2 separate regions of the Mus musculus genome follow, and region 1 is linked to region 2. Evidence: chromatin contacts called from ENCODE POLR2A ChIA-PET data. All regions are on one chromosome and are shown on one strand. The core of a region is the stretch at or near the end of the contact, and the rest is flanking DNA. Distances in the headings are between cores, read along the strand shown.

Region 1 (5,287 bases), core at 626-3,125, 220 kb after region 2:
TTTCTGAGTTCAAGGCCAGCCTGGTCTACAAAGTGAGTTCCAGGACAGCCAGGGCTATACAGAGAAACCCTGTCTCGGAAAACCAAAAACCAAACCAAAACAACCCCCCCCCCCAAAAAAAAAAAACCAAACCAAAACAAACCAAAACAAAGGAAAAAGCCGGCTGCACCAAGAAGACAGTGCTTTAGGATAGCTCCTTAGGGCAAGTGGGGGAGGGGCAGCTGATGAGAAACTGTTAGTGCTTTATCCAGAGGCTCTAGGCATGTCTAAGGCTACATTCTCTGTTTCTGAGACAGGGTTCCCTCTGTCACCTGCGTTTGTAGACCAGGGTGGCCCCCAACTCAGAGATCTGTCTGCCCCACTAGGACTGGGATTAAGGATCTGCACCATCATGCAGGCCTAACTTAAAGCCAAGCCAAGTCAGTGAGAACTTGGGAAGCACACAGTGGGGTTCATAGTGGACGCTATGCCTATGATCAGTTCATGTCGTCAAGTGAGGGAAGAATGACGGCTGAGTAGGCGATTTCCACCTAGGGGATGTGGCTGGAGGCTGCAAACTGCTGAGGAACCGCTATGAGAGCAGAGACCGGGAGTGGGCTACCTATACCTGTGTGCTGGGCTTCCACGTCTATGGTGAGCCAGGATCTGGAATCCGTTAGGAGGGCTGGGGAAACAAGGAAGAACCCATTCTGCCCTCAGAATCCTGGGCGTGTGCCACCTCGGGGTGGGGGTCATAGTGGCAAATCCAGGCTAGGAGGCCCCTTGGGATTGTCTGGAGCGCAGTGGCAACCTGAAGACCTGAAACACTGCAACTCTAGGTTGTGGTAGCAGCCTGACTCAGGCCACCTGTTGTGTTAGGTGTGTGGCCTGATGGCTCTGATGGGACAGACATCAACTCCCTTTGCCGCTCCCACAATGAACGGGTGGTGGCTGTGGCAGACGACTTCTGCAAAGTACACCTCTTTCAGTACCCATGTGCTCGAGCCAAGGTGAGGCTTCAGGGGACCATTGGGCCCAGGTGGGTAGGTTTGGTACCCTGCCATTGCTGCAACCAGTTGTTTTTTTTTTTTTTTTCTCTCATCTAGGCGCCAAGTCGTATGTACTCAGGCCATGGCAGCCATGTGACTAGTGTCCGGTTCACGCACGACGACTCATACCTTGTCTCCTTAGGTGGCAAGGATGCTAGCATCTTTCAGTGGCGAGTGCTGGGGGCAGGGAGCTCTGGGCCCGCTCCTGCCACACCATCTAGAACGCCCTCTCTGTCCCCTGCCTCCTCCCTGGACGTGTGATTGATGCTGGATGGTCTTGTCCCTCTGGTACTGTGGTCTGGCCCCACCCTGGCCAAAACCCCTAGGACCAAGGACAGTCTTTTCCTGTGCTGGCTTTTTCTTTGACTTCATACATTCCCAATTGCGCATTTTTCTGGAGGGGCTAACCACCCCACTGCACACAAAATAACAACAGACTTGCTGGCTGAGCCAGGCAACCCAGCTCCGACACCCTCTGCTCGGTGAGGGGCAATAAAAAGAAAAAAGTAACTGCCTGGTGCTTTTGTGCGGCGGGTCCCCTCAGGGGCCCAGTTGTGTTAGGATGAAAGAAAAAAGTGCAGGGCGGGAAGAGAAAAGGGAGTTCAGACCAAATATGCAAATAACAGGCAAAGCGGCTTGCAAATAACCTCAAGAAGAGTGAGGGCGCGCGCGCGCCTTTCGACGCCACTGCCGGGGAGCTGCTAGGACCCATAGTGCAAAGAGTTAATTCCGGCTCCTCACCGCCCTCAGGGGCGGGGTCGAGCTGCAACGGAAATAACCGAGCGCGAGGCCGCGGCTGAGCGAAAGGAGCCGAGTTCCTTCCGGAAGTGGCCGATCTGCGGGGTCTTGCTCTCCGACCTGAGCCGAGCGCTGGGCCTTGTTCTCCGGATCGGCCGAAGGTGTTCCGGAAGGAGGCGAACCCGGACGCGGGCAGGGCAAACCTTGCCAGCGGTTGGCACCGCACGACGTCTGCTGGGACTCGGTGAGGACGCTAGGAGCTGGAACCTCACTCCGGTCAGGCAGGAATCGAGCTCGTTCCGGAAGAAGCCGAGTAGACCGGAGCTGGCCTCGGTGTCCCGGCGTGAGGCTATAGCAGTGTCGTCGTCGCGCGGGCAGTGATGAGCCGCGGCGGCTGAGCGAGCAGAGGTGCCGGCTGCTCGGGCCCCATCGACACTTCCGCGAAGCGTCAGCCACGCGCTGGGGGCTTCGTCTGGAGCTGAGCTTTGCCCCCGCGAGCCTCCGGGACCTCTTTGTGTGGCCGGAGGCGGCGGCGGGAACGGCCATGGCGGCTAACATGTACCGGGTGGGAGGTGAGTACCCTGAGCGGAAGAGGCTGAGGCCGGGATCAGGGAGACTCGGTGTCCGCAGGCGCGGGGGAGCCACATCTGGGGTCGTGTGGGCCGCGGCACCGACCGGAACCGGAATCAAGAGCCATGGTTCCGCGGCGGCGACGCTATCGGGCGCAGAGTCTACCGCAGAGGCTTACCTGCAGCCGTAACGGTGCTCTTGAGACCTGTGACTGGATCGCCGGGCTGGAAGTGGCCTTGGCTTTGGAAGGGGCCCGAGTGACCCACCGTCCGGCCAGCCGCGCTAGGGGCTAGGCGCGCAGGGGTTTTCTTTTCTGTGGCGGCTTGTGCGTTCGCGAAGGTGGGGCCTGAACAGTTTACTCAATTCTCCTATACAAGGATGCAACTTGAGTGCAAAGTTGTATGGACTCCAGGGAAATTCTTGTTCTTGTTTCTTAAGTCTCACTTTTGAGTGAAGATCTGACTTTAGAACTGGGTGTTGCAGGGGTAGGGGGTAAAAACTCATTTCCTTTTTCTTCTTTTTTCCTTGTTTCTTTTTAGACAAGGTTTATTCTCTGTGTAGTCTTGGCTGTCCTGGGACTCATACTGTAGACCAGGCTGTCCTCGAACTCAGAGATCCGCCTGCCTCTGCCTCCTGACTGCTGGAATTAAAGGTGTGTGACACCACTGCCTGGCAAAGTATTTCCATAATATCTCTTTTCCTTCCTTCCTTTTTTTTTTTTTTTTTTTTCTTTTTTTCTCTCTTCTCTTCCCCCACCCCCCATTTCCTTTTTGAGGCAGGTTTCCCCCTTGTTTCTTTTGAGACAAGGTTTCTCTGTGTAACCCTGGCTGTCCTGGAACTTGAGCTGTAGACTTGGCTGGCTTTGAACCAAGAGCCTGCTTTGGTCTCCCAGACTGCTGGGATTAAACGCATATGCCACCACTGTCCAGCTAATGACTAGTACTTATTTTCTTAACTCTCTCCTCTTGCTCATCTCCACTTCATCTCTATCTAGAATTTTGTCTCATTTTGGTCCACACAGAGCGACTTTTTCATCTGGGTGCCCTCTCCTCTGATCCTCTTGTTTCTTCCCCACCTCCTACAGATTACGTCTATTTTGAGAACTCCTCCAGCAATCCTTACCTGGTTAGACGGATTGAGGAGCTCAATAAGGTGAGTGGAGTTGGTTTTTTTTTTTTTTAATGATACAGGGTCTCTCTATTATGTAACCTTGGCTGCCTGGAACTTGCTGTGTAGACCAGGCTGATCTTAAACTCATGGAGACCCTTTTCATTGGTTCTGAAATTATCTTTGAGTATTAAGTCTTTACTGCTAAGTTTTTCTAGCTCTTCTACTTAGACCCTTAAGGAGATATTGCTTTTGACTCTGCGCACTTCCACTCCCCCACCTCCCCCCAGCACCTCCACTTTCTTTTGTTGTTGTTGTTGTTTTGTTTTGTTTTGAGACAGGGTTTCTCTGTGTAGCCCTGGCTGTCCTGGAACTCATTTTGTAGACCAGGCTGGCCTTGAACTCAGAAATCCGTCTGCCTCTGCCTCCCGAGTACTGGGATTAAAGGCGTGCACCACCACACCCGGCATGCATCTCCACTTTCAAATGGCCAATTTTCCTTCTCGGTTTTTCTCCCTCCTTTAGACTGCAAATGGAAATGTGGAAGCAAAGGTTGTCTGTCTTTTCCGGCGAAGGGATATTTCTAGTAGCCTCAACAGCTTGGCTGACAGTAATGCTCGTGAGTGTCTTCATTCCTTACCCATCTCCCTTCCCCAGGATCTGAGGACTAGACATGTTCCTGCAGGTGTTTCCCCTGGCAGCATGCCCAAGGGAGGGTGTGAGTTTGGGGGGGGGTGGGAAGTGCCTGGTCTGCGGAGGGAGGCCTGTTGTTACACGTTGGGGTTGGAAGCAGGGCGGGCAGACCATGATAAGGAAAGCCAAAATGAGGCTTATGTGTGTGAGTGGAGAGATATTTAGATAGGAAATGAAAAGAGCTTTAGAGAAGCAGGCACTCGGGGACATTTTGGGTACTTTGGGACAGTGGTTAGTGAGTGATGGCCAAGGTGAAGAGGAAGATACTGTTTTGAGAAGTCTGCATAACAGAGAGGCTTATGCTGTAGTCTGGAGGCGATGCCAAAACATTAATAGAGATGATAAGCTAGGAGCAGTTCTCTTGGACTTCCCTGCCTTCACCATTTTTCCTCTCCATTCCAGTTAGTGTCATTTTTACTTATTTTTGCTTTGTCTGCATTTTCTCTATGATCTTTATATTGTAATTTTTTTTCACTTAGTTTTATCTTTTTTCTTTCCTTTTTTTTTTTTTTTTTTCTTTGTCAGGGTTTCTCTGTGTAGCCCTGGCTGTCCTGGAACTCACTCTGTAAATCAGGCTGGCCTTGAACATAGAAATCTACCTGCCTCTGCCTCCCTGGTGCTGGGATTAAAGGCGTGTGCCAGCACTACCCGCATCACTTAGTTTTCTTTTAACTCCCTTTTTCCCTCCTAGATTCTTTTTCAGGCTGCAGTCATGAAAGGGTTAATGAACTGGGCCTACCAAGTTTCCTGGCCCTTTGGGGTTTCCGGCTCCATCTGGCAGGGGCTGACCTTGGCCTTATCCAATCAGAAGGGGTAGGGGTGTGGTTCTTTTTGCCCTACCTCTGGGTTTTCCTAGAGCACAGAGAGACACGGACACCCCCACCCCAAATCTGTACCCCCATTTTTCAGGGGAACAATGCACCGATGAGCATGTGCCTGAGGTTTCTGTCTTCTACTTTGGTTGGCACTTAGCCAGGTTAACTGTTTCTACGGAGATTTCAGTGCAGGCCTCTTGGTGCCTCTTGGTGAGGAAGGTGTTGGCACTGGTTTCAGAGTTGCCCTTCTTGAAAGCCCACAAACTATTATTAGCCAAGTAGAAAGAGAAGGAGCATTAGGTTGCATGTGATGTTTCAGACACAGCAAGGAGTCCT
Region 2 (5,532 bases), core at 2,440-4,939:
ATCACCTGGGAAGAGAGTTTCAATGAGGGATTGTAAACAATGGGCTGACCTGTAGCCATGTCTGTGGTTAACAGGCTTATTTGATATAGGAAGACAAAGCCCACTGCATATGGCATCATTCATTCCATAGTGGGGCCTGAGCTAAGAGTAGAGAAATTGAGCTAAGGACAGGCAAACAAGCAGGTGGGCAGGAAGGCAGGCGTTCATTTTTGTTCTTGGCTACAAATGTGATGTGGCTTTTTGAAGCGTGTCTTGATTCTCTGACAATGATGGACTGTAACCAGAAGCTATAAGCTACAATAAACCCCTCTCTCCCCCAAGTTTCTGTCAGGATATTTTATCACAGCAACAGGAAGAAAACTGGGACAGAAACAAATTGGCAAGGGAGCAACGTTTCTTTACAGAAGTATTAGTCAAACTGGATTGTAGCCTTACAATAACAAAGGGGGCACTGAAACACCGTAAGGGGAGAAGTGAACAGTTGGGGTTTTGTTGTTGTTTTGTTTTTAAATTTATGTGTAAGGGTGTTTTGTTTACATGGATGTCTGTGCACCATGTGCCTGTCTGGTGCCCTTGGAGACCAGAAGAAGGTGTCAGATTCCCTGGAACTGAAGTTACAGATAGTTGTTAGCTGCCATGTGGGTGCTGTGAATTGAACATTCAAGCTACAATTTAGAAGAATGGACTAGAAGGGAACAAACTGGCGAGTGACAGTTCAACAAAAGCCGTAGGGGTAAGATTGGGACTGTGTCTCAGCTAGTGGCGGGCTGGCTAGAACAGAGAAAGTCCTGGGTTTGAACCTCGCTGCCTCGTAAAACCTGGTATCGTGGCACACACCTGCAGTCTCAGTCCTCAAAGTAGAGGCACGAGGATCCGAAGTTCAAAGCCAGCTCATCCTCGGCTAGATATCGAGTTCCAGGCCAACCCAGGCTACCTAAGAACATGACTCAAAAACAAAACCATGGGCTGTGTGAAGTCTCATCGGGTAAAAATACTTGCTCCACAACCCTGAGGGCCTGAGTTCAACCCCTGGGACCCAAACTGTAAGGACAGAACTGACTCCTCTAAGTTGACCTGTGACTTCCAGATATGCTAAAGCATGCACACTCCCCCATCCACAACATACAGCCACACACACACACACACACACACACACACGAATAAATAAGAAAAAAAGCAATGAGTTAAGGTGTAATTTTTAAAAGTTGAAACACAGCTCAATATAAACACAAGATGAAACACATGATTTTATTCAACTTATTAATTAAAGAACAAATAACTCAAAAGAGAATTCTAGGAAATGAAAATAGTATTTCAGTCAAGAATGCTTATATGAGCCAAGTGTGGTGGCATGCCTTTAATCCCAGCACTAGGGAGGCAGACAGAGTTGCCTTATTTATTGGTTCCCTTCTCCCAGATCCTGTTGGATATATAGACAGACATACATACATACATACATACATACATACATTCTCACACACACACACACACACACACACACACACACACACACACACACGTGTGTATGTGCATATCACTCTTCTCATCTGGAAAATGGAATGATTCTGTTTTGGTTTGCTTTTGTTTTCTTTTCCTTTTAATTTTTATTTATGTGTATGTTTGTGTATTCACAAATATATGCCACATGTGTACAGGTGCCCAAAAAGGCCAGAAGAGTTAGATTGCCTGGAGCTGGGGTTCAGGTGGCTATAAGCCACATAACATGGGTACTAAGAACTAAACTTAGGTCCTCTACAAGAACACCATTTGATCTGAACTGCTGAATCATCACTTCAACCCCAGTTGTAAACACTACAGAATCCACGCTAAAAAAAAAGCTGGGCTGTGATGTTGCACACCTTTAATCCCAGCACTCAAGAGGTAGAGGCAGGTGGATCTCTGTGAGTTTGAGGCCAGACTAGTCTATAAAGTAAGTTCTAGGACAGCTAGGACTACACAGGAAAATCCTGTCTCAAAAAACAAAGACAAAGCTGGGCGTGGTGGCGTATGCCTTTAATCCCAGAACTCGGGAGACAGAGGCAGGCGGATTTCTGAGTTCGAGGCCAGCCTGATCTACAAAGTGAGTTCCAGGACAGCCAGGGCTATACAGAGAAACCCTGTCTCGAAAAGCCAAAAAAAAAAAGACAAAAATTAAAATACTTTTTTTTTCTTTTTTGAGACAGGGTTTCAACTATGTAGCCCTGGCTGACAAGAACTCATTATGTGGTACATGCTGAGCCGCTGAGCTCCTCAAACTCCTCCTGAGCCTGCATCCCTAGGGCGGGACTAAAGGCATGAATCAACATGCCCAGCATTATTTTTTCTTAATTAAACTTTAGATGTGTATGTACCACGTGTGTGTCAGGTGCCCATGGAGGCCAGAAGTGGGTACTGGATCCCTTGGAACTGGAACTGCAGATGGCTACTAGCTGGGAATTGAACCAGGGTCTTCTGCAAGTGCTGATTTTGAAATCAGGCTGCCTGGATTTATACCTTGGATCTGATACTGTTTATCTGGGTAACAGTCAGCAAATGACTTAACCTCTCTGGGACCCGAGCTTCTCACCCATAACTGTACCTTACCACCTTCCAACTTGGATTATTAAGTGAGGTCATGCAGAAGAGCAATTAGTATGAGAGTAATGATAATTGTTCGAAAGGCAAGCTTCTGCATATAGATGTTTGCTATATGCATATGACTATAATGCTACTGCACACTCTCAATAACCAGTCTATAGCTGCGACTTAGAAAACTGGTAAATTCTAATGATTGTTCCCCCCAGAGCTCTTTATATCTAAGACCACCCATGCATAAAATGAGGGTTATCCCTAACTTTTAGGAGTGTGGAATATTAACTCATATTGGGTGCTTTAAACGGTAAGCCCAGTTGTGTGGAGAATTGTCAGCCTCAGTAGTATAGCACTTATCTACACATGCACATAGCAGCAGCTTTAATCTATAGCACTGCTAAAAACAAAACATGCAACATGCTCCATAAATGACATCTAAATGCTGGCCCTACTTCATTCAATCCGGGCCAAGAACATGGCGAAAATAGACCAGGAAGCAAAACACAAAAATCGGTCTCCAGAATGACGTAGGGCTTCTAGTCCCGACTGGGTTTCCCTAAAAGGCTTCATGCAAGGAAGCGAAAATCCAACCGAGCTCAGCCCAGGGCCCAGTACCTGAGTCGCCCGCTGCGCTGACAACCTGGACATCAAGCCCCGTCTGCGCGCTGGGCGGCTGGCGGGGAACCGAGACACCGTCGGTGGAGTGTTCAGTAGGTTCAGGATCCATAGAGATGGATCAACACGCGGCTTAGCGTGAGTGAGGGTGAGAAATCGCCTCAACGTATGGATATTGGTAGTTGTGACCCAGACAGTCGAGCTGTATGGGTCGCGAACCAAAATCTCCAGCGATGACGTTTTACCCGCAGTGAGTAAGAACCGCCTAGCCGCAGCGCCAAAGGCGTAGCGTCGCACTCCCCTAAAGCGCCTGCGCCTCTTTTTCGCGCTGCAAAATCAGAGGCGGAGCTCTCCGCACGCCCCTTTGGGCGGATTCCTCTACCCACAATTCCTCCGGCTCGCACACCGCTTACCTTAGCGCCTGCGTGAGTCCTAGTCCCACCTCCAAATCCCGTGGGCCTTTGCGAGATGCTATTTATAGGCCACACGTTGTTCTTGTCGGCCTCATTTTTCCTTGTTCGGGGTAAGTACTCTACGTCTTTATGTGCTGTAGTTTTCACTTTGTTTTTTTCTTGTCTTTCTCTTTTTTTTTTTTTTTTTGGTTTTTCGAGACAGGGTTTCTCTGTATAGTCCTGGCTGTCCTGCTGAAACTCACTTTATAGACCAGGGTGGCCTCGAACTAAAATCCGCCTGCCTCTGCCACCCGAGTGCTGCGATTAAAGTCGTGCGCCACCACGCCTGGCTCTTGTCTTTCTCTTAATCAGCTTTCCTATAACTGCGGCTGGCTTTTATCACAAACACCTATCTGTCACTGTTGTGAACCGCCGCCTGTATTTTCTTACGTAATGTTTATTTCTGGTGATTTAAAAGACCCTCGTGGGCAGCGTTAATAAATGTGGACTTTGGTAATCTGTTCCGTAGTCTTAGCGGGGAGACCATGTTAGGGCATTCAAGACCTAAAGATGACAGGATTTTGTGAAGGACAAAATGGTGGCGGCAGTGCAAGGCCACCCCCTATGATGAGGACCTTTTCACAGACCTGTACTGATATATCTGTGAGGATAAGTAACTCTGAGGAGGCTGGCCCTACATCACAGCCTTCTCATCCTTTAGAGATTTCTTGGTGTAGAAGTAACCCGATGCTAACTTCTCTACAGGTTTGAGGTGCCACCTTACAAAAGGATGGGTGTACGCTCTCTTTTCAGAGTAAGTAGTGTTAATGGTTTTACCAGATTTTTTTGGTTGTTGAGTATAAGTTGTGTGTGTGCTACGGGGATGATATGAAAACTGAACTCTCTCTTTCTGATGGTTTAGTGGAGAAAACAAAAATTCTCTGAGTAGCACAATCTGTGGCAGGTATTTGGATTGTTTGGCATAAAGTCTTTTATTGAAGTTTGGGGTTTTTTTTTTCTGTTCTAGATGTGGTTCATCTCAAAGCCCTTTACACTTTGGAGCCAGGCCTGTTCAATTTTACAAATAACACGTTTTGCTTGTAGTCAGGTAGGTATTGATGGTTGGTGCTTCCTTAGGGAACATATTTAGATGGCCACTTAATGATGAACAATGTAAATGACAAGCATATGGCTGAGTTGCAATGATGTCATCTTACTACTGAAATGGGCTGAAGAAAGAAGGTGCTGAGGTGGCTGTGATTACATTTAAAAATGACATTGTTTCTCTGTTTCCAGGGTGCTGTGACAACATGAAGAGTTCGAGCTACCTCCCAGGATGAGTGCAGGTAATTGTCCAAGTAGAGCTTAGGGTTTCCCTAGGGAAAATAGTCAAGACAGACATTGAAGCAGCACAACACTTTTTTGCTGCTTACTATTTGTATTTCTAGAGGACACATTATGTTAAGGCCTTTGTTCTCTTAAAAACTCAACTGTCAGATGATTTGAAATGATGACACTGAACACTCCGTGAAGGTGTGAATTTATAGCATGTTAGAGTTCTGATGGCAGTTAGTGCTGACAGACAGATTGTAATTCTGTCCTGATGGTTGAAAATAACTACTTGTTACTCTTCCACAGGTTTTCCTGGTGACAAATCTCAGGCATTCAAAGGTTAGTTAGATTATTTTGGATGGGGTTTGTTCACTAGGTTTGCTGTTTCTATGATGAATCAAACTAGCTCACTATGACTGCTAATGAAAACACAGGAACACCTGAGAAACCAAAGGGTAGTGTGGGGGCAAGGGCCTTATATCCAGCCTTTTCAAGGTTTGTTATTTTTCTCCAGGTTCTGTTAGCAGTGCCATACTTGTGGGTTTACAGGTGAGTGATTCCAGTGTGTGGTGTGGTGTATGTGCATAGCATTGGACTGGGGTGGGGGGACCTAACTGAGAAC

Evidence for each region. ChIA-PET counts read pairs that join two places held with the same protein, here RNA polymerase II (POLR2A).
Region 1: POLR2A ChIA-PET joins it to region 2 with 22 read pairs in embryonic stem cell. The contact joins the promoter of Mta2 here to the promoter of Snhg1 in region 2. POLR2A ChIA-PET finds 5 or more read pairs at or near these places in 4 of 5 experiments (Patski and embryonic stem cell).

What each region holds. Positions count from the first base shown.
Region 1 is chr19:8,940,045-8,945,331 of GRCm38, forward strand. It overlaps Mta2 (metastasis-associated gene family, member 2), which reads left to right and starts at 1,876. Exons shown (of 18, transcript NM_011842.3): 1 at 1,876-2,338; 2 at 3,421-3,488; 3 at 3,969-4,062. The coding sequence starts at 2,311. It overlaps Eml3 (echinoderm microtubule associated protein like 3), which reads left to right. Exons shown (of 22, transcript NM_144872.1): 20 at 535-633; 21 at 859-989; 22 at 1,086-1,538. The coding sequence ends at 1,289. Gm10353 (predicted gene 10353) reads right to left here and starts at 2,346. Exons shown (of 4, transcript NR_165499.1): 1 at 608-2,346.
Region 2 is chr19:8,719,798-8,725,329 of GRCm38, forward strand. It overlaps Snhg1 (small nucleolar RNA host gene 1), which reads left to right and starts at 3,690. Exons shown (of 10, transcript NR_002896.3): 1 at 3,690-3,709; 2 at 4,344-4,392; 3 at 4,606-4,686; 4 at 4,875-4,924; 5 at 5,217-5,249; 6 at 5,425-5,459. It overlaps LOC115489078 (a small nucleolar RNA gene), which reads left to right and starts at 4,196; the gene lies at 4,196-4,267. It overlaps LOC115489084 (a small nucleolar RNA gene), which reads left to right and starts at 4,454; the gene lies at 4,454-4,528. It overlaps LOC115489083 (a small nucleolar RNA gene), which reads left to right and starts at 4,735; the gene lies at 4,735-4,804. It also overlaps LOC115489082, LOC115489081 and a transcript of Slc3a2 not described here.